Regions from separate parts of the Homo sapiens genome. Here region 2 is linked to region 1. Evidence: read pairs that join two places in POLR2A ChIA-PET (ENCODE). Cell type or tissue: Panc1. All regions are shown on one strand. Each heading gives the region's core, and the rest is flanking DNA. Links, peaks and the distances in the headings are about the cores only.

Region 1 (2,914 bases), core at 178-2,677:
TTGTACCAGCTTTAGGTATGGATGGACCCAGAGGCTCACACAGTGAGATCAGTACTGTTTCCCTATTTCTTGATTCATTTCCTTTGTGTTAGCTTCTTTTTTTTTTTTTTTTTTTTTGAGACAGAGTCTCGCTCTGTAGCCCAGGCTGGAGTGCAGTGATGCGATCTCAGCTCACTGCAACCTCCATCTCTCGGGTTCAAGCAATTCTTCTGCTTCAGCCTCTTTAGTAGCTGGGATTAAAGGCATGCACCACCACGCCCAGTTAATTTTGTATGGTTTCACCATGTTGGCCAGGCTGGTCTCAAACTCCTGGTCTCAATCAATCCACCCGCCTCGGCCTCCCAAAGTGCTGAGATTACAGGCGTGAGCCACTGCGTCTGGCTGTCTCTATTTCCTGATCCATTTCCTTTATTTAACTTTTTTTTTTTTTTTTTTGAGACGGATCTCACTCTGTCGCCCAGGCTGGAGGGCAGTGGCACCATCTCAGCTCACTGCAACCTCCACCTCCAGGGTTCAAGCAATTCTCCTACCTCAGCTTCCTGAGTAGCTGGGATTACAGGCACATGCCAGCACGCCTGGCTAATTTTTGTAATTTTTTTAGTAGAGACGGGGTTTCACCATGTTGGCCAGGCTGGTCTCGAACTCCTGACCTCGGGTGATGTGCCCACCTCGGCCTCCCAAAGTGCTGGGATTACAGGCATGAGCCACAGTGCCCGGCCTGTGTTAGCTTCATTTTTATTTTTATTTTCATTTTTATTTTTATTTTTTTTTTTCAGGGACTATAGGAAAGGTAAATGCTTCATTCTTGGTAATTTCCCATATGGTGGCCCAGCGAGGCTCACAGCAGTCAACCTTACATCCCACCACAAAGCAATCATGGTAGAAAAAGAACATCTCTTTTCCAGTATTTCTAGAAAACATCTCAGAACTGACTTTCACTGGACTCTCTTAGGTCACATGTCCATCTTTCAGCCAATCACCACAGCCAGAGCTGAGCTATGTTGGTGTCCGGATTGACCTGAGTCGCCTGCTTATTCCTGGAGCCCATGGGTGGCGGTCTGCCTCACCAGGACCACAGACACCAAGGGGGAGAAGGAAACCCCACCCAGGAAACCTAGAGCTGTTTCCAGAAGGAGGAGGGGTTGCTAGGTAGACTGAGCTACAAACATCTACAACAGTCACACAGGGAACTTAGGGGAAGGCCACCCCAGAAGCCCACAGTTTCCTAAGGTGCATCTCACTGTGCACGCAACTACCCCAGCTCTTTCTGTTGCCTAGGAGCTCACGTCTAAGAAATCACAAAATGTAAACACGGACTAAAGGAGAAGTCATCAGAGGAGAAGAGTATGCGAAGGGAAGAGGTTCAGAAGGGCGGGAAAACATCCAACTCTTGGACTTCGTTACCATATTCACCTTGTCGAAAAGTTTCTAAACCTGATGAATGACATTCCAGAGGACTGAAATAATTGGCACATGTGACCGAGGAAATGCAGGCAGTAATCTTCAAGAAATTGTGGAGAGTGGGAACAACTGGAAGATTGGAGTTGGGCAAATGTATGTAATTTTTAAAAGCTGAATCCCAAGCCCTGCAGACCGATTGGTTTGGGTGGTTATTCTTCCGCTTCCTCTTCCTCTTTTTTTTTTTTTTTTCTCTCTCTCTCTTTTTTTTTTGAGACGGAGTCTTGCTCTGTTGCCCAGGCTGGAGTGCAGTGGTGTGATCTCGGCTCACTGCAACCTCTGCCTCCTGGGTTCAAACGGTTCTCCTGCCTCAACCTCCCAAGTAGCTGGGACTACACTCGCACGCCACAGCACCCAGCTAACTTTCGTATTTTTAGTAGAGACAAGGTTTTGCCGTGTTAGCCAGGCTGGTCTCGAACTCCTGACCTCAGGTGATCCACCCGCCTTGGCCTCCCAAAGTGTTGGGATCACAGGCATGAGCCACTGTGCCCGGCCTCTTTTCTTTTGCTTCTTCTTTTCTTCCTCTCTTTTTTAAAAGACAGTTTTATTGCTATGTAATTTACATGCCATGAAATCTACTGCTTTTGTTTGTGTAATTCGATTATTTTTAGTAAATTTTTAATATAATGCAGCTTTTTCATCACCCCAGCAGGAACTCTCAGGCCTGCTTATCCTTAATCTCTGATCCCACTCCCAGCTCCAGGCAACCACTAATGTACTTTTTGCCTTAATAGATTTGTCTCTTCTGGCTGGGCGCGATGGCTCATGCCTGTAATCCCAGCACTTTGGGAGGCTGAGGCGGGTGGATCACGAAGTCAGGAGTTCGAGACCAGCCTGGCCAATAAGGCGAAACCCCTTCTCTACTAAAAATACAAAAATTAGCCGGGTGTGGTGGCACGTGCCTGTAATCCCAGCTACTCGGGAGGCTGAGGCAGGAGAATGGCATGAACCCGAGAGGTGGAGGTTGCAGTGAGCCGAGATGGCGCCACGGCACTCCGGCCTGGGCGACAGAGCAAGACTCCAACTCAAAAAAAGAACAAACAAACAAAAAAATAGATTTGTCTTTTCTGGCTGGGCACAGTGGCTCATGCCTGTAACCCCAACACTATGGGAGGCCGAGGTGGGCAGATCACCTGAAGTCAGGAGTTCAAGACCAGCCTGGTCAACATGGTGAAACTCCATCTCTACTAAAAATACAAATATTAGCCAAGCCTGGTGGCACACACCTGTATTCTCAGCTACTTGGGAGGCTGAGGCAGGAGAATCACTCAAACCTGGAAGGTGGAGGTTACAGTGAGCCAAGATCGCACCACTGTACTCCACCCTGAGCAACAGAGTGAGACTCTGTCTCAAGAAAAAAAAATTTTTGCCTTTTCTCTTTTTTTGAAACAGGTTCTTGCTGTTGCCCAGGCTGGAATGCAATGACATGATCATGGCTCATTGCAGCCTCGATTTC
Region 2 (2,914 bases), core at 201-2,700, 170 kb before region 1:
CTAAGCATTTTCCATATTTTTACTATAACATTTTACATATTACACTATTTCTGTCTCTGCTTCCTACCTTGTAAGCTCTAAACCATTGTGTAAACTTGTATGTAACTCTATTTTTTACAAATTTTTTTTTTAACTACCACCATTCCTCTTCTCTTTTCAAACTCCAGTTCTCCTTTGCTTTCCCATCAGCTGTACTTTTGACCAACTCCACATCTTCTTAAAATACAGAGAAGGTTCTCCTTTTACAGAGGTAAAAAGAAATAATTTGGCTGGGTGTGGTGGCTCACACTTGTAATCTCAACACTTTGGGAGGCCAAGATGAGAGGACAGCTTGAACCCGGGACTTCAAGACCAGCCTGGGCAAAGTGGCAAAACGCCGTCTCTACAAAAAATACAAAACACTTAGCCAAGCGTGGTGACGCACACCTGTAGTCGCAGCTACTCGGGAGGCTGAGGTGGGGGTATCACCTGAGCCCAGGAGGCAGAGGTTACAGTGAGCTAAGGTTCGCGCCACTGCACTCCAGCCTGGGTGAAGGGAGTGAGACCCTGGTCTGGAGGGGCAGAAGGAGTGGGGCTTTTTTATTTTGTTTTGTTTTGTTTTTGAGATGGAGTCTCGCTCTGTCACCCAGGCTGGAGTGCAGTGGCGCAATCTCGGCTTACTAAAACTTCCGCCTCCCAGATTCAAGCGATTCTCCTGCCTCAGCCTCCCAAGTAGCCGGGATTACAGGCAGCTGCCACCATACCCACCTCATTTCTGTATTATTAGTAGAGTCGGGGTTTCGCCATGTTGGCCAGGCTGGTCTCGAACTCCTGACCTCAGGTGACCAACCTACCCCAGCCTCCCAAAGTCCTGGGATTACAGGCATGAGCCCGGCCGAGGAGGAGATTTTTTAAACCCCAGTATTGTGTACCATTTTTTACCTCTGGGGTTTGTAGTTTAATTTTCCTTTGACAGACATAAGTATCTCTACATCAAAAGTAGTACTTATACCTAAGTTTGTCCCTGTGGCATATAATGAAAATAAAAACAGCAGAGGAAGAAAGAGATAAATAAAAACCAAGGGTTTTAGCCATGCTAAGGTAAGTGAGAAAGAACTGGATAAAGAAGAGTGGTGAGGAGGGACAGTGGGTATGTGCACAGAGCAGAAATGAAATCTGATATAAATTAAATTAATAAGCAATAAAGATGTAAAGGAGAGATGATCACAGCATATGCCCCATTCTCTTCTAATCTATTCTTTCCATCTACCTCACAGAGGAAAAGACAGTATTGAGAAGTAAATGTTAAAGCTTAAGAGATGACAACATTAGCCACCTGGTAACCAAACAGCTGAGAGCAGCAAGGATGGTACATAAAGTGTACCATGGTACACTAAGTAAACAATGAAGAGGGGGAATGGTAACCATGGTCAAATGCAAGACAGATAAATATTCCTAAACCAGAGTGCCTGTAGAGTAAAAAACAAAATAACAAACTTCCCACTATAGTACTAAAGTTAGCCCTGTCCAGCAATATCAAAAATAGAGGCTACAATGAGTTTGTTCACCTGCAACACTGATGTTACAAAAATTAAGACTGTAGAAATAAATGTAAAGCTAATAAAAGACTTTTGGGTTGATTTTTCAAAGAAAAGATATTGAAGGTAGAACAGAGAGATGTCCTTCTTATAAAGCAAAGAGGTTGGAGCAGATCTGTAACTCTAGCAACACGACACGGCAAGTCTGACTCACAAGACTTCCTGAATAGGTCATCATCTGTACTGCTGCTTAGTCTGTGGCTCAGTCCTTTTTTTCCTGACCTCACAGCTTATTACTCTTCAGTAATCATTAAATAACTTTAAATTCAAAAGAATCCTTTTTTAAAAATGTTTCCGGGCCAGTTTCAGTAGCTCACACCTGTAATCCCAACGCTTTGGGAGGCTGGGGCAAGAGGATTGCTTGAGCCCAGCAGTTTGAGACCAGCCTGGGCAACATAGTGAGATTCTGTCTCTGCAAAAAACACAAAAATTAGCTGGGCATGGCAGCATGTGCCTGTGGTCCCAGCTATTTAGGAAGCTCAGGTAAGAGGATCACTTGAGCCCAGGAGGTCAAGTCTGCAGTGAACCATGATCACCGCACTCTGGCCTGGGGGACAGAGCAAGATCCCGTCTCAAAACAGTAACAATAATAATAGTTTCCATATCCCTAGAAGTTATGTGTCTGATAATAGAATTTGTCTTTTCAAATAAATCTCTAAAGCCATTATTCATCTGATGACAACAATACAAATAATGAATAAGAAAATATATATCAAAAAGTTAAAAAATAAAAAAAGCTTTCAACATTATTTGCTTTCTGGAGGGTGGGGTAGCACTGGTAAAAAGGTTAAAAGGTATCAGAACTGAAAACTCAATAAAACCCTTGACCCTCTCCATTCCTCTCCAAAAAATAGCTACCGTCTTATGTGGAGCTAAACATTTATACCATTAGGTCAAGATTGCTTCAGGGAAGAAATGTGCAGTAAGCAAAAATATAAAATACTGCAAAGAGGAGGAGAAGTACATCATTCAATTTAAAATACAACATTAAAAAATAAAAATAAAAAATAAAATACAACATAGCTTGGTTTTTTCTTTGTTGCTATTCAAATGTTAGTTTCATGATCCATAACTTTTTTTTTTTTTTTGAGACGGAGTCTCGCCCTGTCACCCGGGCTGGAGTGCAGTGGTGCAATCTCGGCTCACCACAATCTCTGCCTCCCGAGTTCAAGGAATTCCCCTGCCTCGGCCTCCTGAGTAGCTGGGACTACAGGTGTGCACCACCACAACCAGCTAATTTTTTTGTATTTTAGTAGAGATGGGGTTTCACCATGTTGGCCAGGATGGTCTCAAACTCCTGACCTCGTGACATGATCCATAACTTTAAAGAACTTTTT

What was found. Peaks named below come from ENCODE experiments on the same cell type or tissue, not always from the same donor. Only the 100,000 strongest peaks of a DNase experiment are listed, where the experiment ranks them.
Region 2: POLR2A ChIA-PET joins it to region 1 with 17 read pairs; 8 of 35 experiments call an interaction of 5 or more read pairs at or near these places.

Annotation. Positions count from the first base shown.
Region 1 is chr20:47,437,374-47,440,287 of GRCh38, reverse strand. No RefSeq gene overlaps it. Among named protein-coding and RNA genes, the nearest start is that of LINC01754, 27 kb to the right of the region's middle. In Panc1, for the core only: no CTCF peak of the experiment used is centred there; no DNase peak of the experiment used is centred there.
Region 2 is chr20:47,609,480-47,612,393 of GRCh38, reverse strand. All of the region lies in intron 2 of NCOA3 (nuclear receptor coactivator 3), which reads right to left. Among named protein-coding and RNA genes, the nearest start is that of NCOA3, 110 kb to the right of the region's middle. In Panc1, for the core only: no CTCF peak of the experiment used is centred there; a DNase peak (open chromatin) is centred at 1,743.